2 separate regions of the Homo sapiens genome follow, and region 2 is linked to region 1. A link is an interaction called in ENCODE POLR2A ChIA-PET data of the cell type or tissue named here. Cell type or tissue: IMR-90. All regions are shown on one strand. Links, peaks and the distances in the headings refer to the core of each region. The heading gives the core; the rest is flanking DNA. Region 1 overlaps POLR2B (RNA polymerase II subunit B). Region 2 overlaps NOA1 (nitric oxide associated 1).

Region 1 (11,898 bases), core at 3,823-7,822:
TCTGGCTAAAAACTGAAGAAGGACTGAGAAAAAATAGAATGGTATCAGTTGGAAATCGCCATTTAATTAAGGTCTTTAGTAATAGCTGCTAAAATCATAAAAAGAAAGGCAACCAGATACTGGAAGTATAGAATACCACCTATAAAGTATTACTGCCAAAAAACTCAAACGCTAAATCTCAAGCCTCAAGATCTATTTACAAAAAACAAAAAACAAACAAACAAACAAAAAACAGCAATGCACAGCATTTGGGATGCAAGCAGCAAAATTCAGTCTCAAGCCCTGGACAAACAGTCCAGGTTGTTCAACAAACAAATTACAAGGGGAAAAAAAAGGTTGGAAGGCAACCAATAAATTCAAAAAAGGACTTATGAGACACTATCAATCAATTGCAAAGCATGGACCTTATCTGTATACTGATTAAAACCAACAAACCTTTAAAAAACTTATGTGATAATCAGGGAAATGTAAATCTGGATATTTAATACTAAGGAGGTACTGTGGTTAGGTTTAGTGTCCTAATCTTTTAGAGCAGAGGTTCTCAGAGTGTGGTTCATGGACCGCCTGAGAGTCAAAGCTATTTTTAATAGTAATACTAACAACATATATTTGCTTCTTTCACTGTGTTTACATTTGCACTGATGGTGGAAACATGAATAAAACTGCTGACACCTTAGCAGAACTCAGGGTAGCAGAACCAAACATTACTAGCAGTCATATTCTCCATTCAAGTGAAGGGGAGAAAAGCCAGTTTTACTTAAAAATGTCCTTAATGAAGCAGTGAAAATAAATAGTTTTATTAAACCTTAACCCTTGAGTATACATCTCTTTCATATCCTGTGACTTTTAAAAAAATGAAAGTCCTCAACCAGGCACGATGACTCACACCTATAATCCCAGCACTTTGGGAGGCCAAGGTGAGAGGCTGGATTGAGCCCAGGAGTTCAAGACCAGCCAGAGCAACACAGTAAGACCCAGTCTCTATATAAAAAATAAAGTAAAATAAAATGGAACACTTCATAAGCACTTCTACTGCATAGTGAAGATGACTGTCTTGAACAAAAGCACTTGCATGATTCTGAACTAGTCCCTTTTAACATGGAGTATCTTTTTTACTCAAATAGCCAGCTGACACCAACTATGTTAACTCATCAACATGTTAACACCCATGATGTTAATTCAGACTTAGAATTAAGTTGACGATGTTGTAGATATTTGGCAGACAAAGAAATGAACAAAAAGAAATGAAAGCAAACGAAAAAAGTAAGTCTTTGAGGAAAATAATTTTAAGTATTTGTTGAAAATGATGAAAATTGTGAGCTTCAAGCAAAAATCAGAATTTTAGGAAACTTCTATGCACCACTATGGGCTTGATAGCTTCCTGATATATTTAAAGGCTTTTCTAATGACATCAGTAGTCATATTAACAAATGCAATTTTTTTATTATAATGAAGTGTGTTAACATTTGAAAATCTACGTAACTCAGCAAACCAATATTTTCCAAATGACCAATTAGGATGCTACAAAATATGCATGTGTAAAAGATACATCTGAAGTACAAGACAAACCAATGAACTTCAAACATAAATACAGAAGGTTCATTCATATGGTTTCAGTTTCTACATCAAAACCAACCTTTGAGAAACTACAACTTACCGTTTTGGTGTAGTATCAAAAAAATATCCACAGGCCAGGCGCCTTGGCTCATGCCTGTAATCCCAGCACTTTGGGAGGCCAAGGCAGACAGGTGGATCACTTAAGCTCAGGAGTTTGAGACCAGCTGGGAAACATGGCAAAACCCTGTCTCTACTAAAAAATATAAAAAATTAGCTGGGCTTGGTGGTGCATGCCTGTAGTCCCAGCTACTTGAGGCTGAGATGGGAGGATCACCTGAGCCTGGAAAGTAGAGGCTGCAGTGAGCTGTGATTGTGCCACCACACTCCAGCCTAGGCAACAGGGATGAAACTGTCTCAAAAAAAGGGAAGGGGTGGGCTGGGCGTGGTGGCTCTTGCCTGTAATCCCAGCAATTTGGAAGGCCAAGGCAGGCGGATCACTTGAGGCCAACCATTTGAGACCAGCCTGGGCAAAATGGTGAAACCCTGGCTCTACAAAAAATACAAAAATTAGCTGGGCTTGGTGGCGCACACCTGTAATCCCAGCTACTTGGGAGGCCGAGGCACGAGAATTGCTTGAATCCGGGAGGCGGAGGTTGCCGTGAGCCGAGATCGCACCACTGCACTCCAGCCTGGGTGACAGAGTGAGACTGTCTCACAAAAAAAAAGCCAAAATATTCCTCTCTTTCCAACCACTTATTTGCATGAAATTAGAACTTCCTCATATACTTAAATATAAAAAATAAAATACTACAATGGAATGAATGCAGAAGTAGATGTAAGAATCCAGCTGTTTCTATTAAGCCAGGTCATTAGAGAGATTCGCAAAAATGTAAACCAATGTTATTCTTGTCACTAAATTCATCTGGAAAATAGATATATTTTTCATTAAACATGGTTTTTTGTTTTGTTTTGTTTTGTTATCGAGACAGAGTCTCACTCTGTCGCCCAGGCTGGAGTGCAGTGGCACGATCTTGGCTCACTGCAACCTCCACCTCCTGGGTTCAAGCAATTCTTCCCTCAGGCTCCCGAGTAGCTGGGATTACAGGTGTGAGCCACCACGCCCAGCCAAAACATGTTATTTATGTTAACACGTAATGAGCTTATTAGCATTTTTAAAACAATAAATTTAAAATCTCAGCTTTAACTTCTAATATGATAAATATCAATAAATACAACTCACATAAAACAAAAGCATTTTGGGTTCCCGGGATCAAGACATTTGAGAACCATTGTTTTAAAGATATACACTGAAAAATTTATAGGAGAAATTATATGATGTCTGGGCTTTGCTTAAAAATAATCAAGAGGGCTGGGTGCAGTGGTTCACGCCTGTAATTCCAACACTTTGGAAGGCTGAGGCTAGAGGATTGTGGCCATGAGTTCAAGTCCAGCCTGGGCAACATAGTGAGACCCCCGTCTCTACAAAATTTTTTGTTTTTTGTTTTGAGATGAAGTCTCACTCTGTCACCCAGGCTGGAGCACAGGGGTGTGATCTCGGCTCACTGCAACCTCCGCCTCCCAGGTTCAAGTGATTCTCATGCCTCAGCCTCCCGAGTAGCTGGGATTACAGGTGTGTGCCACCATGCCCGACTAATTTTTTGTATTTTTAGTAGAGACGGTGTTTTGCCATGTTGACCAGGCTGGTCTTGGACTCCTGACCTCAGGTGATCTACCCGTCTTGGCCTCCCAAAGTGCTGGGATTGCAGACATGAGCCATTGCGCCTAGCCTCTACAAAAAAAAAATTTTTTTTTTAAAGGTGTAGTGGCACATGCCTGTAGTTAAAAAAAAGGTTGGAGGACAACCAATAAATTCAAAAAAGGACTTAAGAGACAATATTAATTTAGCTACTTGGGAGGCTAAGGTAGGATTGCTTGTGCCCAGTTCAAGGCTGCAGGGAGCTGTGGGCATGCCACTGCACTCCAGCCTGGGTGACAGAGTGAGACTCTGCCTTTAAAACATGATGATAATATCAAAGGTTAGAAGGACAGAGATGAATGCAACAAGACTGGCCATCAGTCGATAATTGTTGAAATGGGGGTAACAGGCACACAGGCATTCACTATACCACTATCTCCATTTTGGTGTGTTGACATTTTTCATAATATAAGGTTAATTAATAATAATGATGATGATACAGTTCTTACCGAGATCTACCCTCCATGGGCTGTCTATTGAGGATCTGAATAGGTCCCCTAGCACGAGAGTGAATCTTATCATCCACCATATGCTTCAAACGCTGGTAATAAGTGGGGCCAATAAATATTTGTGATGTGATTTTTCGACCAGTGAACCCATTGTACAGGACCTGCAACAAACACAGATTTTGAAGTGTAGACCTAAAAATTAAACAACGTCAAAGAAGATATGTGTATATATTGTGTTACTCCATTTATATAAAAATTAAAGCACAGAACTAATCTATAATGTTAGCAATTAAGAGAGTAATTAGCTTGGGGTGGGAGTGGAAAGGTAGCGACTAAAAAAGGTTCAGTCGCTACCTTCACATTTTTAGATCTTGGTGTTAGTCATGCAGCTGTGTTTACTTTGTGAAAATTCATCAAGCTGTACATTTCTATATGTGCACATATGATACTTCAATAAAAGGTTACATTGTTTCAGAATAAAACTACACACATACAAAAAAAAACAAGTGGCAAATTACTACTATAAGAGCAAATATACCTCATTTCCTCTGAGATGATAGCCATAATCAGATAAAAGATTAGAAATCTTCTGCACGTTAACAGCATCATTAAATGGAGTGGCATCACCAATTTCACCCTTGTTAGCCGATACCTTTTAAAAAAAAAAGTACTCTTTAAAATGTTGCTTCAGTCTGTCTCCCCCTAAAAGTCATATCAATAAAAATGCATTCAAAAAATTTTTAAATACTTTTAAAATTTGAAAGTATTATTTTAAGTATTTTAAAATTCAAAGATTTTGAACTCAAAATCTATGTTATGGAAAGCTGTGATATATAAGGTTCATTTTATAACCTTACACAAAACATTTAGAACAAATAAACTTGCTTAAAAAAGAAAAACTCAATTATAAGTATTCAAATAGAAGTCGATCCATGGGATCAGGTACAAAAAGAGTGAGACTCCTAAGTACTTCAGATGGCTCAAAGGAAAATGACATTTTAATGCCCTAAAACCAAGCCATCCATATGTTAGACTATTACCACTTTACCTTAAAAGAATACTTAAAAATAGAAAACCTCCACCAAAAGATGTATGCAGAGCTGATAATAGAACTATAAAATTATTAAGTTCACATTGAACTCTCCATCAACAAATTAACTGTTCATCTACAGAAAAGAACTAGTCAAAAGGAAAATCACATATGTATTAGTTGAATGTAGTATATCTCACAAAAATTCTGACTTGTCCATAACTTTGCAAATTGCCAAAAAAAATGGCAGAATCATAAGCAATTTGAAAGCAGAAAAGTAAGTCTCACACTAGCTTTTTACAAAGTACCCTGGCTCAAATGTGAGAGCAATCACCTATCAGAGTTTTAGAAGAAGCATCAGCTTAGAATCTATATTTTTGAAGAACATCTCTTACCTTCCCTTGAAGGCATTCAATTAAGTGACCAATAGTCATACGAGAGGGGATGGCATGGGGATTGATGATGATATCAGGGGTGATACCTTCACAGGTGAAAGGCATATCCTACAAAGAAAAATTTTAAAAGGGACTCAAAGATACATATACTAAACTAGAACTGACATTTCAGTTCTCCCAACTGAATTACTGTATGTCCCAAATTCTGTTTAAACATGGTATGTTCATATACTTATTCAACAATAAAATCAAAAAGTTCAACCTGTATCATCTTTGAGCTCTTAAGTTAAAGCAAATTTTGATTAAAAAAAAAATATTTAACAAAACTGGTTTGGGCATGAGGGAGATCAAAGATACCTACCTCTTGTCTATACTGAATACCACAAGTACCCTTTTGACCATGTCGACTAGCAAATTTGTCTCCAATCTGTGGAATCCTAACAGAGCGTACCTAAATTCATATAAAAATAAGTTAGTTAAGTGGATTTGGTTTACTTTCTAAAACTAGCTACATGAACAAAGTTGTACTCACCCTTATTTTACAAAATTTATATCCTTCCTGATTGAGAGTTACCATAACCTGATCCACAATGCCCGTCTCGCTAGTTCTGAGAAAAGTGCTACAGTCTCTCTTGGTATAGCGTCTATTGGTGCTCTCCAATTCATCTTCATTTTCAGGCAAGGTGACTGTTTTGCCTATAATAACATCATCTCCTGATACACGAACCCCTGGAGCTATCAAACCATCATCATCCAGCTTGTCGTAAATGGCATGCCTCATGCCTGTGAGGAAATAGACACGGAATGTCACATAATCCCCAACAAAGATTAAAAACCACATACATGAATCAGTTCCAAGTCAGAGAGAAGGCCACAGGAGTCTCTATACCATGAATCACACCCTTATTCCAAATATTACAAACTATTCTGAACTCTAATACTACAGCCCACACAGAAAACAAAAAAAAAAGTCTATGAAGGAAAAGAACATTGGAATCAGCACTGGGAAAGCAGATTCTTCCATGACAGACATTTATCGAGTGACTTTGGATATGTTTTTTGTCATCTTCTGATTTCTATATTACAAGAGAAAGAATATCTCTGCCATCAGTGGGTACAGGAGAAAAATTTTTTTAAATTAAAAAGAGAGTATCTATGGATGCCCTCTGTACACATCCTCCCACAGAAATTGTGGATTTCATCTTAACTCAATCTTAACTCCACTGGACATCAATTCACTACTACACAGAGCCACCCAATGGAAGGGGAGTAACAGGAAGATGGCAAAGGAAACAAAATACATTTTACTTCATGCAATGCTATTCAGAGTCAACACTGTAGCAGAGATATTGCATTTCCCTGGAACATCCCATCCATCCCACTGCATAAGCAGGTTTTAAGTGTCTGTCAAAATAAATAACTAGAAAGTAAGTTTGAGTTTTCTAGAAGAAACAACAAATGCTAGGTATCCTCTTCTCACTGGTTATTTTTTAAATGTTTACAAACAATGTGGCTGAACAAATATTATGATCACACCATAATTTAGAAAGGAAGGGGGACAGGTGTGAAGTGTGTCCCCAGAAATTGCATGACCTCTCTGATTTCCTAAACTCCCTCCTCAATGCAGGACCTACCAGGAAGGAAGGTCTATAGCAAGCTCACTCCTAGGTGCAAAGACTTTTATCAAATACACATGTTTTCTTAGATGTGAACTCTAAGAATAACATGAAAACACACTTTCATTGCACAAAAAAAGGGAGAGGAGGACAGGGGCAGGCACAGGGTGACACAACCCATCAAAATCACTTAGGAAAACCACAGTAAGTTAACTTTGGATTCCATCATTTAAATGTTAGTGTCACTTACCCTGGCATGTTTCACGTGTAGGCTTCTCAAAAACTTCTTCTTGATCAAATCCTTTTTTAGACTCCTGTTCTTTGTATGAGCGATAGAAAACAGACCTAAAAACACATGGTTCTAAAGGTAAAGTCTATTTTCTTTTAACAAAAGGGCTGAGACTATACCAACAATTTCTCATTTACTTGAAATTTGGGAGACAATTTAAACTACGAATCTGGGACAAGAGTAACTGCATTAAGGATCTGAGTTAAACTCTAAATGTTATCACATGAGTTATACATATGTAGCATCTGACCCATAACCTTAACCACCTAGTATTATATGTCAAAATGGAAGAGACCCAGGGGTCAATGAATCCAACCTCCGACACATTTAAGAATCCATTACATAATAACCCTGAAAGATGGTCACCTAGGTTCTACTCAAACACTTCCAGTGAGAAGTTTTAACATTGGCTGAGCATGGTGGCTCACGCCTGTAATCCTAGCACTTTGGGAAGCCGAGATGGGTGGATCAGCTGAAGTCAGGAGTTTGAGACAGCCTGGCCAACATGGTGAAACCCCGTCTCTACTAAAAATACCAAACAACAACAAAAAAAAACTCTGGCATGGTGGTGCGTGCCTGTAATCCCAGGTACTTGGGAAGCTGAGGTAGGAGAATCTCTTGAAACCTGGGAGGCAGAGATTGCAAGTGAGCCAAGATTGCACCACTGCATTCCAGTCTTGGCAACAGAAAGACTCTGTCTCAAAAAAAAAAAAAAAAAAAAAGTTTTTACATTAAGCCATAGTATCTGTCCTCTGAGTTCTAGTGCTACCCTTTGAAACTACACAGACAAAGGAAAATCCATCCCCTCTACTAAATTCCCAGTTTTTAAAACAATCTTTATATGCCTTGAATTTGAGGTCTGTTTGTCGACAATCAAACTGAAACATAATGGAAAAAAAGAGCGAAAAGAAAACACACTATAATTTTAACAATAGTTATCTATGGATTCTAAGTTATTTTTATTTCTTCTTTGGACATTTCTATATTATCTAAATGCAACTGTATATTTCCTTACCAAAAGAAAGGCTCAAAATACTAGCATTTGAAAATCCTGAGAGATACAAGTAGTATCTTCAGCTGTTTGTGACCATCAACCAGTCCTTCCACTTTCTGGAGTGCGGCGTAGTTAAACTGTATTTTAAGAACTTTTTTTGCATAAAAAATTAGTGTTTCCACTGTATCTGTGTTTTGACAAATTTACAAAATACTAACCTGAAGAAGCCGCGGTCTACAGCTGAACGATTCATGATAACAGAGTCTTCCTGATTATATCCAGTGTATGATGCAATGGCCACAATTGAGTTGATGCCTGCAGTGAATTTAAGAGCATACATTAAAACATCACCTGGAAAACAGAAAAACTGCCCTTTCTTTAAATCAACTTTAATTACATCATATTTGCCATAAATGCTTGGGTGTTTGTTATCATGGTAACTGCCAAAGTCTATTCCTCCTGGAATAGCAATCTGTGAGGCAACTACTCTGATGGCTAAATATCTCCCACAAGCAAATCCTAGGACTAGTCACTCCCAATGTATCCATTCTTATAGTAAGTGATTACACATGAGTCACCTCCTACTTAGGAAGTGCCTCCCCAAACCAAGTTTCCTGATCCTCACAGCAACTCTGTGCCATAAACAAGATAAGCATTATTATTCTCATGAATCAGAGGAGTGAATTAATAATCTACCCATGATCCCAAAATTAATAAGCAATAGACTCAAGCCCCAGCTTTTAGGTTTGAAACTGATACTACCCCATTCCCCTCTCCTTCTGCCACCAAGAAAATATCATATCTTTCCCACCACAATGAAATTCTTAGTTGCTGCTGCCAAAACACTTTGTTTGATGAGCCCATAAAATAACTTGATATTTAGGTCGGGCATGGTGGCTCACGCCTGTAATCCCAGCACTTTGGGAGGCCGAGGCAGGTGGATCACAAGGTCAAGCGATTGAGACCATCCTGGCCAACATGGTGAAACCCCACCTCTAATAAAAATACAAAAACTAGCTGGGCGTGGTGGCACGCGCCTGCAGTCCCAGCTACTCAGGAGGCTGAGACAGAAGAATCGCTTAAACCCAGGAGGCAGAGGTTGCAGCGAACCAAGATCGTGCCACTGCACTCCAGCCTGGTGGCAGAGCGAGAATCCGTCTCAAAAAAATAAAATAAAATAACTTGATATTCATAACCTGGATATCATCATGAGGAAACAATAGTCAAACCTAAATTGAGACACAATGCAAAAATAACTTTCCTGAACTCTTCACAAATGTCAAGGTCATGAAAGACAAGGAAAGACTGAGAAACTGTTCTAGATTAAGGAAACTAAAGAACCATGCAATTAAATGCAATGCACAATCCTGGATTAGCTCCTAGACCCATTAAAGACATCGTTAGGTTTGAATACAATAACAGTTGCTTTCTCAAAAAAAAAAAAAAAAAAAAAAGACATCATTAGGACAACTGGCAAAATTTGAATTGAGGACTGCTGACTATATGGATATCAATGTTACCCTGATTTTGATGGCTACACTGCAGAGAATGTCCTTGTTCTTAGGAAACACATACTGAAGAATTAAAGAATGATATGGCTTCATGCCTGCAACTTACTCTCATGTGGTTCAGGAGGAGAAATAAAAAGGGAGAGAATAATAGAGCAAATGTGGTAAAATGTTAAAAGTTTTTTTAAAAATGGTACGATGGGCTGGCCGTAGTGGCTTACATCTGTAATCCCGGCACTTTGGGAGGCTGAGGTGGGAAAATCACTTGAGCCCAGAAGTTTGAGACCAGCCTGGGCAACAAAGTAGACCCTATCTCTACAAAAAAAAAAAGAATTTCAAAATAAAGATGCCATGATGAAGTCAGGAATAACAGAACTGCAGTCCCTGCCAGCCATGACTCTCCACTTCACACCAGTACCAAAGGAACATTTGCTTTCAAACCTAGTCCTTCTGTATATTTATTTTCCTCTCTAGCCATAAAGAAACTGTATTATCTAAATGTTGGAGAAAACACAGCACTGCAAGCACAGCCCAAAGATACATGCATACTGTGTAGACAACCTAACAGATTTTGCTTTTCTAGACAAGAGGAACCCCTTGTGGAGGATTTTGAAAATAAGTAATTTTAACCTATGAGAATTTGCTATCAAAATGGTAGAGCCCCATTACAATACACTAAAGATAAACTTTACTAACAAATAACAAATGTTACCCACATTCAAAGCCAAAAGTCTGTTAATACAAAAGATAACAGTGCCAAAGAACTCTACTGTCTCCTTTAATAGTCAACACTCATACCCTTCAGATTTCTCTTCACCATTTTACCCACCATCCAGTCTCCCTGAGAATCTCCTACAAACCTGGAATTCCCCTCCTTATCAGCTACTTCTCAAATCTTCTCTCTTAATTTCTCTTCCTGGTGTCTAAAATTGTCTGCCTCTGGCCTTTTTCTCATTCTAAATTCTCCTTAGGCAATTTCATAGTAATCTATAATTATCATTAATAAATTAAAAATTTTACATCTCTAGACTTGACCGTCTTTCAAATCATGTTTGCAACTCACTGTTGGAAGTTCACGTCTTAGTGTTCTGACACTAAGACACTAAATCAACATATCCAAAACAAAATTATTGTCTTACCTCTAAAACCTCTTTCCCCTTCTAACATGTTCCCAATCTTATTTTTCCCCCAACCTATTCAAAGCACCTCTCTTTAATCACCCAAGCCACAAACACCAACAGTATTTCCAATTCCTCTCTTCATTGCTCCACACTCAACCAGTCATCAAGTCCTATCAAGTGTATTTCAAAAGGTATCTTACCCATCATTCTTTTTCATTTCTTTAGGACCTTGCCATTTCACATTTATACTACTGCAAAAACCCCTAAATTAGCTCCCTGTTAATACAGTACCTGATTGTAATCTACTCTTTATGCCGCTGTCAGAATGGTATTCCTAAAACAAATTTCTAATTGTATTACTTCCCTGATCCAAAAGGTTGGATGGGTCTCCATTTTCAAAATAAAATTCAACCTGTTCAAGCTCTCTCCACACTGAGACCAAGCTTTCACTTCCATATATTTACACTCCACTCCCACTAAGCTGACATGACTAACTGTACCGTACATTTTGCATGTCTTCGTCCATCTGGGCCCTTGCTTAAACCACCTCTCAAATGCAAATACCCCTTCATCAATTTTGCTCCAATCTAAAATGCCACCTTCTCCATGAAACTGGATCTAGACTTCCAACAGGAATTAATTGCTTCCATCAGTCTGTGCTTCCAAAGGACTTTGTACCTCCACCAAAACACTTTCCACATACCTACCTTTTTATTATGTTCATGTTTCCCACCATATTATAAATTCCGTGAGAACAGGCACTATGTCATATTTATTTTTTAATCCTCCCAAGCACCCAGAAAAGTGCCTTAAGCACAGAAGGATCTTAAATAACGTAGAGCAAAACTGACCATACCTGCTGGCAGCTCTCTAAATCGTAGATATTCCATAGACCGTGTAGTCACAAGTGGCTTTTGAGGATAATAGAGAACATGGGCCAATGTGTCCATGCGAACATGGAAGTTGGTGATGTAAACTCCCATAGCCTGCTTACCCATAGCAGACTGGTATGTGTTTCTAGGGGACTAAACGTAAAAATGAAAAGCAGAAACAACAAAAAGTTACTATCACTAATGGAAAAGACTCTGACAATAAATCAAAAGAAATATGATTGGTAAAACTCCTGATTTTTTTCAAAAACAGTAAGTAATAACCATTTGGAATAATCAATTACGGCTCTTAA
Region 2 (11,898 bases), core at 3,529-7,528, 60 kb after region 1:
GGTCACGTATACCATTACTTTAAGCGGAAATTGCTACTGCCCACAAGCCTTGATAAGGAGAGCATATATTTTCTATCTTGGTATTGAATCAACATGTTTTCAGGTTCACATTAATTTTGACATTTAGGGAATGCTGCTGACATAGGAAAGTCTCATACACCTATAAAGTTATTTTGCCATTACTGTAGATTAAGTTGTAAAACAAGGGTAGAGCCATCAGATTGAAATTAATTTAGACAGGAAGAATCTATATAAATTTGATGCATAGCAAACTCTGACATAATTTGGTTTATTTTGAAGTCTGGCATATTTTTCATCACTTTTTATTTTACGGGTAAATCATAATATATCATATTTTCAATAAAAGTATTTTCTTAAAAATCTGCCATTTGCTTCACAGATTTTAAATCTTCTAACAGAAAAAGAAGTAAATATTGTTTTGCCAACACAGTCCATTGTTCCAAGAACTTTTGTGCTTAAACCAGGAATGGTTCTGTTTTTGGGTGCTATAGGCCGCATAGATTTCCTGCAGGTAAGAAAAGTCTGTACTATTAAAAAATGATTTTAAAATATTGGGATTCACTTTAAGGAAGCAGATGTATGAACACGACTGACAAAATGTTGATAACTAAGCCATGATTGTATTGGGTTTAATTTGTTTTTATGTTTAAAAATTTCTGTAATAAAAACTTGGGGATGGCTGGGCACAGTGGCTCACACCTGTAATTCCAGCACTGTGGGAGGCTGAGGCAGGCTGATCACTTGAGGCCAGGAGATCAAGACCCGCCTGGTCAACGTGGTGAAACCCCATCTCTACTAAAAATACAAAAATTAGCTGGGCGTGGTGGCACACACTTGTAATCCCAGCTACTAGAGAGGCTGAGGCAGGAAGATCACTTAAACCTGGGAGGCGGAGGCTGCAGTGAGCTGAAATTGCACCACTGCACTCCAGCCTGGGTGATGGGGCGAGACTCCATATCAAAAAAAAAAAAAAAACTTGGGGAAAAGAAATGCCCTACTCCCTCATCCCCCCAAAAAAGTGCTAGGTCTTGAAAACTTACGTTTTCAATTGAGTACCCTACACAGCTTGGCATTTAAGACAAGATACTATCCCTATTCTATGGGATAGAGTCAAACCTATGGGATAAAGTCAAACCTTTAGGTACAGGGTTATAGGCGTTAAATTAATTCCACACTTTGTATACCATGATATGTGTGTTTTTATGCATACACGTTTTTGTTTGGTATTCGTTTATATAGCATCTAGGGATTTTGGAGTGTCTATAGAATTGCTCTCCATTTTGCTAAAGTGAAGAGAAAAAGGAAAATGAAACATGGATATGGATATGTCCAACAACACAATACAACTGTGTGCCATTACTATAGCACATTTCTTGGGTTTTGTGTTTGCTCATACTTTGTTAGAAATTTTGCCTTACACACTTAGAACCCTTATATATTTCGTTTTGGGAGGTTGTTGGTTTTTTGCTTTTGGGGTTGGTTTTTTGTTTTTTTGTTTTTTTGTTTTTTTTTTTTGAAACAGCATCTCTCTCTGTTGCCCAGACTGGAGTGCAGTGGTACAGTCACGGCTCACTGTGGCCTCAACCTCCTGGGCTCCAATGATCATCCCACCCCAGCCCCGCAAGTAGTCGGGACTACAGGCACACATCACCACACCCAGCTAATTTTTGTATTTTTTATAGAGACAGGGTTTTGCCATGTTTCCCAGGCTGGTCTCAAACTTGAGCTCAAGGGATTCACCCACCTCGGCCTTCCAAAATGCTGGGATTATAGGCATGAGCCACCACACCAGGCTTGCACCCTTATATATTTCATCAGAACACATAAAATGTTAATATTTTAAACCTAACTTTACACAGAGACAATTAAAGCAGATAGTATTTCCTTTTAATTTTTAATAATAGACTTTTTTCAAAAATAGTATTGGGTCTGTCAAAGAAGTCATAGTTTCACATGAATTGCTGAAATGCACTGCTTCAGTATTGTGCCCCTGTTCTTAGTAATAATTTGATTTACAGCTACTGCCATACCAGTACTTATAAAGGGAGTCTGATTGGGTTTTTGTTTTTTGGTTTGTTTTTTTTTTAGTTGATTGTACCTTGAATATGCAGGTTTTCCAAGTTTTTCACCAGGTCAGATAACTTCTTCCTTTCTTAAGGGAAATCAGTCAGCTTGGTTTACAGTCGTGGCTTCCAACATCCTCCCTGTGCATATCACCTCCTTGGACAGGGCAGACGCTCTGTATCAGAAGCATGCAGGTCATACGTTACTCCAGGTAAGGCAACATGCCTTGATTGCATGGTTATGGTTAGTATACACTGGGATGGTCCCATAGCTCTGTTAAGAAAGCCTTTGTTGTACAGAACTGTTATACAATATCTTGAGCTAGCTTTCCCTCACCTCATTCTCTTTGAGAATTCTGGCTATAAAGCAAAATTGCTCTATATAGACTGATCCTAGAATAGCCACACAGCTATTTTTTTCTCTAGACTACACTGTCCAATTTGGTAGCCATTAGCCCACATGTGGCTAAGTTTAAATATATTAGTGACAATTAAAATTTGCTCAGTGGCCAGGTGTGGTGGCTCACGCCTATAATCCCAGCACTTTGGGAGGCCAAGGCAGATGGATCACAAGGTCAGGAGTTCAAGACCAGCCTGGCCAAGATGGTGAAACCCCATCTCTACTAAAAATACAAAAATTAGCCAGGCGTGGTGATGGGTGCCTGTAATCCCAGCCACTCAGAAGGCTGAGGCAGGAGAATCACTTGAACCAGAGCGGCAGAGGTTGCAGTGAGCCAAGATCGCGCTACTGCGCTACTGCACTCCAGCCTGGGCAACAGAGACTCCATCTCAAAAAAAAAAAAAAAAAAAAAAGAAAATTTGCTCAAGTTAGCCAGGTATGGTGGCATGCACCTGTAATCCCAGCTCCTCGAGAGGTTAAGGCAGGAGGACCACTTGAGCCCAGGAGTATGAGGCTGTGGTGAGCCATGATTATGCCACTGCACTCTAGCCTGGGTGACAGAGTGAAACCCTGTCTCTAAAAAAAAAAAAAAAAAAGGGAAAATTTAAAATATGGTTGCTTAGTGTCACCAGCCACATTTTGAGTGCCCAATAGTGACATTGTTGCAAAAAGTTGTATAAACTCCTGACAGCCTCATCACCAATACACACACACACACACACACACACACACACACACCATACTTTGGACAATTAAGCTATAGTTCCCCGAACTCATCATCCTTTTTCCAGTTTTTATCTGTACCTGTGGCGACCGAAAATATCTTTCCACCAAATAACTTTGACTCATTTCTCAAAATATTGCTCATATATTGCTTGTTTTTGTTATATATATATAGCTTCTTTACTAATGTTTTCCTTGACTGAACACATTCATTACTCCTTCCTTCACAACCATAGTACTTATAGATGCCTCACATTACATTTCTGACCTTGTATTAGCTTACATATTATCTACCCCTTTGATTTCCTTGGGGGCAGAAACCATACTGCAAAATCTATCTTTGTGTTCTTAGTGCTAAACACAGGAGAGATTTGCTAATGAATAGATGAATAAATTACCCAGTTACAGCCAAGCGCAGTGGCTCACACCTGTAATCCCAGCACTTTGGGAGGCCGAGGTGGGCAGATCACCTTGAGGTCAGGAGTTTGAGACCAGCCTGGCTAACATGGTGAAACCCTGTTTCTACTAAAAATACAAAAAAATTGGCCTGGTATGGTGGTGCGCGCCTGTAATCCCAGTTACTCGGGAGGCTGAGACAAGAGAATCACTTGAGCCTTGGAGGCGGAGGTTGCAGTGAGCTGATATCGTGCCATTACACTCCAGCTTGGGCAGCAAGAGCAAAACTCCATCTCAAAAAAAAAAAAATTACTCAATTACTTCTAATCGTGGAAACACCTGTAAACATAAAAGCTAAATCTTATCCATTATATATGGACCCTTAACTCATAAAGACCAGGCATTAATCCTGATGGCCACACCTATAAGAACTAAGGTACTTAGAAGGACCGTGCCTTAATTGCCCAACATTAATCTATGTGAGGCCCTGTGGAGGATTCTAAAAACAGTGTCAGTGAAGCACAATTCTCCTGTCCAGAGGCTTCTGCCAGGTGCTTGCCCAATGTGTGGCCCAGAGCCCTGAGATTTGTAAGCTTCATCCCATCACAGAGTTCCCTTGCTTTTCATTTGACCCCAGAAGTGATTGCAAGTTCTTTTCAACAGTTGAATATTTGAAAGGATTTTATTCTTGATCCCTGTACAGAATTATCTTATCAGTGATTTGCTTAATGTTAGAGTTCCAAGAAATTTAATTTGAACTTGTAAATATCTTTATTTCATTGGAAGATTCCAATGGGTGGAAAAGAACGAATGGCAGGATTTCCTCCTCTTGTTGCTGAAGACATTATGTTAAAAGAAGGACTGGGGGCATCTGAAGCAGTGGCCGACATCAAGTTTTCCTCTGCAGGTAATTTTATGCCAAGCACTTTTTAAAAAGTGAATAAAAGGGCAGGCACGGTGGCTCACACCTGTAATCCCAGCACTTTGTGAGGCCGAGGTGGGCGGATCACCTGAGGTCGGGAGTTTGAGACCAACCTGACCAACATGGAGAAACCCCGTCTCTACTAAAAGTACAAAATTAGCCGGGCATGGTGGCGCATGCCTGTAATTCCAGCTACTCGGGAGGCTGAGGCAGGAGAATCGCTTGAACCCAGGAGGCGGAGGTTGCGGTGAGCCTAGATCATGCCATTGCACTCCAGCCTGGGCAACAAGAGCCAAACTCCATCTCAAAAAAAAAAAACAAAAAGTGAATAAAGCAGCCTTACCGACAATTTTTTTTATAGAAAAGTGCCTTAACTGATGAAAGCTGATTATTTTAAGGTGTACATACTAGTTTATTCATAAAATACAACCTATTCTGAAAATAAATTTGTACTTTGCACAAACGCATTGTATGCTTTTTTAAAACTAAGGTGTGTCCACCTGTGCCCCCAGCTTCTCGGGACGCCGAGGCAGTACGATCGCTTGAGCCCAGGAACTTGAGTTCAGCCTGGGTAACATAGCAAGACGCAGTTTCTTAAAAAATAATAAAATAATAAGAGAGTGAAAGAGAGTGACAGCGTTCTCTGATAGTCCATTTTCAGCTTTGGTTTGGTATTTTTAATAAGATGATTGCTAACAGCCTTTTGTGTTGTGTCACATGCCTGCATAGGTTGGGTTTCAGTAACACCTAATTTTAAGGACAGACTGCATCTCCGAGGCTATACACCTGAAGGAACAGTTTTGACCGTCCGGCCCCCTCTCTTGCCATATATTGTTAACATCAAAGGACAGCGCATCAAGAAAAGTGTGGCCTATAAAACCAAGAAGCCTCCTTCCCTTATGTACAACGTGAGGAAGAAGAAAGGAAAGATAAATGTATGAGACCGACCTTGTTCACTCCAGATATTAACTGTATTGAACACAACAAAATACATTGAATTTGTATTAAACATATAACGCATAAATAAAGCTCCCATTCTTACCCTTTTTTTCTTTTTTCTTTTTTTTTTTTTCTGAGACTGAGCCCTGCTCTGTTGCCCAGGTTGGAGTGCAGTGGCACGATCTTGGCTCACTGTAACCTCTACCTCCCAGGTTCAAGCAATCCTCCTGCCTCAGCCCCCCAGTAGCTGGGATTACAGGCATGCGCCACTATGCCCAGCTAAGTTTTGTATTTTTAGTAGAGATGGGGTTTCACCATGTTGGCCAGGCTGGTCTCGAACTCCTGACCTCAGGTGATCCATCCGCCTCAGCCTCCCAAAGTGCTGGGAATACAGGCGTGAGCCGCCGCGGCCAGCCTCACCCTTTTCAAAGCTCTTAACAGTTAACTTTTTTAAACTATTCAAGACTTATGTTCATAATGTATTCAGCTTATAAAAAGTTTTTTTTTTTGTATAGTATGTATATGGTATGTATCTGTGACCCACATATATATAAAATTGGAAGCCTGCTATATTCAAGTTTCTCCCACTACTGTTGTTTCTTTTTTTTTTTTTTTTTTTTTTTTTGAGACAGGGTCTTGCTCTGTCACCCAGGCTGAAGTACAGTGGTGCAATCTCGGCTCACTGCAAATTCCACCTCCTGGATTCAAGCAATTCTCATGCCTCAGCTTCCTGAGTAGCTAGGATAACAGGTATGCACCACCACCCCTGGCTAATTTTTGTATTTTTAGTAGAGACAAGTTCTCACCATGTTGTCCACCCACCTCGGTCTCCTAAAGTTCTGGGATTACAAGTGTGAGCCACCATGCCCCGCCTCACTACTGTTTTTTATATTGAGACCAGATGTCATTTCTCTTATTTGGAGTTAGCAGTCAGTATATGAAAAAATGGCAGGAAAATTAATTTCTCCAAAATTCATTGGCTTAAATAAGATAGAAGTGAGTAGGTGGCTCTGCTCCAAGGATCCAGCTGGTGGAACATTCCATGGCCATCTGTAGGTCTAAGGTGGCTGCCCAAGTTGTCATCCTTTTCCAGCAAGGGTAAAAAGGGGGAAAGTATGGAGAGCAAGCAACTTCCCTATTTAAAAGAAGGGAAGAAAAGCTGGATGTTGCACACATCAGTTTACATAGTCCACAGGTCAAGTCACATGGCCACACCCACCCATAAGGAAGCTGGGAAATGGAGGAGGAAATGGGAACCATTTGGGGTTTTTATTAAGGAAAAATGGGGAGAATGGATACTAGAGAACAAGTAGAAATTTACCTTACACAATTTGACAATGCCTGAAAATCTTAGATAAAAAAGGATTCAAGGCCAGATGTAGTGGCTCACACCTGTAATCCCAGCACTTTGGGAAGCCAAGGCAGGAGAATCGCTTGAGGCCAGGAGTTCAAGATCAGCCTGGTCAACATAGTGAGACCCCATCTCTATTATTTTTTTTAATAAAAATGAATTGTCGGCTGGACACAGTGGCTCAACGCCTGTAATCCCAGCACTCTGGGAGGCCAAGGCAAGTGGATCACCTGAGGTCAGGAGTTAGAGACTAGCCTGGACAACATGGTGAAACCCCATCTCTACTAAAAACACAAAAATTAGCCAGGCGTGGTGGGCACCTGTAATCCCAGCTACTCGGGAGGCTGAGGCAGGAGAATTGCACGAACCCAGGAGAAGGAAGTTGCAGTGAGCCGAGATCACACCACTGCACTCCAGCCTGGGCAACAAGAGCAAAACTTCATCCCAAAAAAACTAAATAAATAAAGATTTTTAAAAAGCTATGTATTTCTAGCAACTGAGGTCTATTCTGCAACTGAGAGGACACTTTAACCATTTTATTTACATTTCATCTTTATATGACTGAATAACATTACATCAATCAGAAGTCTTTATTGGCCAGGAGCAGTGGCTCATGCCTGTAATCCCAACATTTTGGGATGCCAAGGCAGGAGGATTGCTTGAGTTTAGGAGTTCAAGACCAGCCTGGGCAACACAGCAAGACCTCATCTCTACTAAAACCCAAAAAAATTAGCCAGGTGTGGCGCTGTGTGCCTGTAATCTCAGCTACTGGAGAGGCTGAGTCAGGAGGATCACTTGAGCCTGGGATATGGAGGCTGCAGTGAGCTATGATCACATTACTGCACTCCAGCCTGGGCAACAGAGCGAGACCCTGTCTGAAAAAAGGAAAAAAGAAAAAGTCTACACCTTTTGTTATTCCTAGCTGAGTAAGTAGTACCACAGCTGTGTCATGAAGAATTGGCAAGTCAAGTCCCAGATCCTAATGTTGAAATAAATGCTGGTAAGATAAGCTAGGCTGAAACGCAGTTAGAGCCATGAAATTCCTGAGAGGACCATGTTCTGTCCCAACATATGGGAGCCCCCATGTATTTCACACTCTCCTGTCTTCTCCCCACTCCTCAGTCCTCTTCTAAGTCCTCTTAGATTAAATATAATGGAGAATTTTTTAAGATGATGCAACTTGTTGTAGACCTTTCATAGTGTTTCAAAGTGAGTACTACTGGTATCTTGGGCAAGGTGGTTCTTTCTTTATATATAAAACTGCATTTCAGCCGGGCGCGGTGGCTCACGCCTGTAATCCCAGCACTTTGGAAGACCGAGGCGGGCGGATCATGAGATCAGGAGATTGAGACCATCCTGGCCAACAAGGTGAAACCCCGTCTCTACTAAAAATACAAAAATTAGCTGACTGCGCTGGCGCGTGCCTGTAGTCCCAGCTACTCCGGAGACTGGGGCAGGAAAATCCCTGGAACCTGGTAGGCGGAAGCTGCAGTGAGCCAAGATCGCGCCACTGCAGTCCAGCCTGGGCAACAGAGCAAGACTCCGTCTCAAAAAAAAACAAAAAAACTGCATTTCATTATGTCTGGTATCTCTCATCCCAGACACTAAATGCAGTAGCAACTCCCTCTGCTGTCAGTCCTGGTGACAACTGGAAAGTGCCCCCAACATCATATTACCTCTAGAGGGCGGCAGCTTCCCAAATGGAGAAAATTGATTGGCAGTTGATTTCTAGTTTTTATTTTGGAGGGAATGAAATACCATTTATTTTATAAGTTAAAATTGTGTCTGGGTGCGGTGGCTCACACCTGTAATCCAACACTTTGGGAGGCCAAGGTGGGTGGATCACCTGAGGTCGGGAGTTCGAGAGCAGCCTGACCAACATGGAGAAACCCCATCTCTACTAAAAAAAAAATACAAAATTAGCCAGGTGTGGTGGCACATGCCTGTAATCCCAGCTACTTGGGAGGCTGAGGCAGGAGAATCGCTTGAACCCGGGAGGCAGAGGTTGCGATGAGCTAAGACCGTGCCATTGCACTCCAGCCTGGGCACAAGAGCAAAACTCCATCTCAAAAAAAAAAAAAAAAATTATGGTCATTATATTTCTACCTATGGTTGAAAACAGGAGTTCACAGTTCAGAGCTTAGGCCAGGATATTTAGGTAGAATTAAAACAAAAAACAGGCAGGAAAGAAAGCCAGCAAAGGGTGAACTGGGCCTTTGTGGAGAAACAATCTAAAAACTGACTACTATCACCCTGACAACTTAAGAAAATGTATTTCAGAAAACAGGGCTCACACCCATAATCCAAACACTTTGGGAGGCCAAGGCAGGAGGATCCCTTGAAGCCAGGCATTCAAGACCAGCCCTGGCAACATAGTTAAGACCCTGTCTCTACAAAAAAAAAAATTTAATTTAGCTGGGCATGGTGACACCCACCTGTAGTCTCAGCTATTCAGGAGGCTGAGGTGGGAAGATCCCTTGAGCCTGGGAGGTTGAGGCTGCAGTAAGCCATGATTGCACCACTGCACTCCAGCCTGGGTGACAGAGCAAGACTCCATCTCAAAAAAAAAAAAAGCAGGAAAGAAAGCCAGCAAAAAGAGTGAGAAAGATGCTCTATGCCTAGAATTAGTTGAGGACTTCTACTGGGATCTGGTATTAATTTATTCCATATTGTGCCTCCAATTTAATGCAGCCTAGGATCACTGCTAGGATCAAGTGTTTCCTAGTAGATTTTCCTTTAAGAAAGTTCCATTACTGTATTGGTGCAGTAGTGCATTGCTTAGCAACAGGGATGTGTTCTAAGAAATGCATCGTTAGGCAATTTCATCTTTGGACAAACATCATAAAGTGTATTTACACAAACCTAGATGGTATAGCCTACTCTACACCTAGGCTGTATGGTATAGCCTATGGCTCCTAGGCTACAAACCTGTACAACATGTTGCTGTACTGAATTCTGTAGGCAATTGTAACACAAATCATTAGGCAATAGGTATTTTCTGACTCCATTATAATTTTACCAGACTACGGCTGTATATGTGGCCCATTGCTGACCAAGAAGTCATTATGCGATACATGACTGTACTTCTTTATCCATTAATCTGAATATAACGACATCTTTTGAATCAGTAGTCACTTACACTATGACAGGGTACAAGAATTAGTGGGCTCTTCTGGCCAGGAACGGGAGGAGAAATTAAGGGCAAAGTACCAACTCCTCACTTCCACAGATCACAGAGGTGGTTAGGGGTTGCTAGAAAACAATGAAGCAAGTTTATTCTAGATTGTTTACCTGGCTCTGCAGCACTGTGGTGTTGAGCATGTCACCTCTTTTGTATTCATGACACCCAAAAGAAGTAAAATAAATTCCATCAAAGTACTTTTTGACTTTTATGTGATATTAGGTTCAAAGTTTTATTTTAAAAAGTTACACGTAATCCCTCTGCTTTTCCCCCCTCTAATTAAACTAAAATAACAACATCTTCTTCAAAGTTACTAAGACAAATTAAAGTTGTAATATGTTTTGTATCTTTAATCACCATAAATGCCAAGCTGTGCCGATCACTAAGTCTTTACTGTATAGTTCCCCAGAGTCTAGTTTATTTAACTTGAGACACTCACTTCCCATAACAACCAAGGAGAAGCGGAGTAGAGATGCAATCTTGTGTGCCTGTGTCTCTAGTGTTCAGACTCTTCTTGCACAATGGACATAGGCTGGTTTCCTGCAGCTGACTAACATGGAGGAGCTCCAGCTGTGTCAGCCATGACAGAGTTGTTATTGCTTCACTGAGTAAGCACCCAGCGCGCAAGCTGAGGCGGGCTGTTTCATAGACGGGCTCGGATCATTTACCCTGGCTTCCCTCCCACTTGGCTCTGTGTCGTGGAGCATTAGAATCATTTCCATTCTTTCTCAGCTGTTCCATTTTCTTTTGGCCACTTTCCTCCTCCCAGGGGGATTGTTTTCTCTCAATTGTCAAAGAGTAATGCTTAAACATTAAAAACAAGATTTCAGACTCGTGAATCAAATCGATGACACCTCTGCCTGCTCTGAATGTCTCTCTGTCATATTATCTGCCCCCATTAAGACCTTGTCGTGAGAGGGGAATGGTTCAAGATAGGTTTTTTTGTTTTTTGTTTTGTTGTTGTTGTTTTATTTTTTCAGAGACAGGGTCTCACTCGGCTGCCCAGGCTGGAGTGTAGTGGTGTAATCACAGCTCAACGCAGCCTTGACCTCCTGGGCTCAAGTGATACTCCCGCCTCAGCCACCCGAGTAGCTGGAACTATAGGCAGGTGCCACCACACCCAGCTAAATTTTTTATTTTTGTAGAGACAGGGTCTCACTTTGTTGCCCAGGCTGGTCTCAAACTCCTAGCTTCACCAATCCTCCCACCTCAGCCTCCCAAAGTGCTGGGATTACAGGTGTGAGCCACCACACCAGGCCAAGATTACTATTTTAACATCATATTGCAGTGATGCCTCACCTTTTCCCTTCATGTCATGGAGTTTCATGATCTGAATACTCCTAAGTGTATCTGGATCATCCTCAAAACACCCACTGCTTGGATTCCCAGGTTCCTGCTTTCAAAAGCTGCTTTTGGCTTCGCAAATAATTCTCCGAATTTACCTACTGTGTAGTCAATCTAGTGGGAGAATTTATTTGGTCTTAATATTCTTATTGGTAGATGCTGTAATAGTATGATGCTTAATCACAGACACCGTCAGTACCTCTACCTGGTAGCTGTGGTAAATTGGAAAAAACTGAGGTCACACATACACAAAACAAGCAGACACGTTAGAGAATACATCATCATGTGTCAGGTGATATTGGAAGTGAAATATATGGAAGTGAAAGACTGCCAAGATCCTTTCTAACCTTTCAGTAAGCCCTAGAAAATAGCAGGCATGGCTGGGCGTGGTGGCTCACCCCGGTAATCCCAGCATTTTGGGAGGCCGAGGCAGGTGGATCACGAGGTCAGGAGTTTGAGACCAGCCTGGCCAACATAGTGAAACCCCGTCTCAACTAAAAATACAAAGGTGGCACATGCCTGTAATCCTAGCTACTCGGGAGGCTGAGGCAGGAGAAT

The links. ChIA-PET counts read pairs that join two places held together with the same protein. Peaks named below come from ENCODE experiments on the same cell type or tissue, not always from the same donor. Only the 100,000 strongest peaks of a DNase experiment are listed, where the experiment ranks them.
Region 2: POLR2A ChIA-PET joins it to region 1 with 5 read pairs; 13 of 35 experiments call an interaction of 5 or more read pairs at or near these places.

The regions. Positions count from the first base shown.
Region 1 is chr4:57,017,402-57,029,299 of GRCh38, reverse strand. It overlaps POLR2B (RNA polymerase II subunit B), which reads right to left. Exons shown (of 25, transcript NM_000938.3): 16 at 11,572-11,740; 17 at 8,305-8,401; 18 at 7,054-7,148; 19 at 5,720-5,970; 20 at 5,549-5,638; 21 at 5,188-5,295; 22 at 4,301-4,414; 23 at 3,763-3,923. Among named protein-coding and RNA genes, the nearest start is that of POLR2B, 44 kb to the right of the region's middle. RefSeq lists a silencer at 6,923-7,217. In IMR-90, for the core only: no CTCF peak of the experiment used is centred there; a DNase peak (open chromatin) is centred at 5,989; H3K27ac peaks cover 400 bases.
Region 2 is chr4:56,957,018-56,968,915 of GRCh38, reverse strand. NOA1 (nitric oxide associated 1) reads left to right here. Exons shown (of 7, transcript NM_032313.4): 4 at 401-532; 5 at 2,180-2,296; 6 at 4,390-4,510; 7 at 5,255-5,566. The coding sequence ends at 5,466. Among named protein-coding and RNA genes, the nearest start is that of NOA1, 15 kb to the left of the region's middle. RefSeq lists a silencer at 3,563-3,665. In IMR-90, for the core only: no CTCF peak of the experiment used is centred there; no DNase peak of the experiment used is centred there.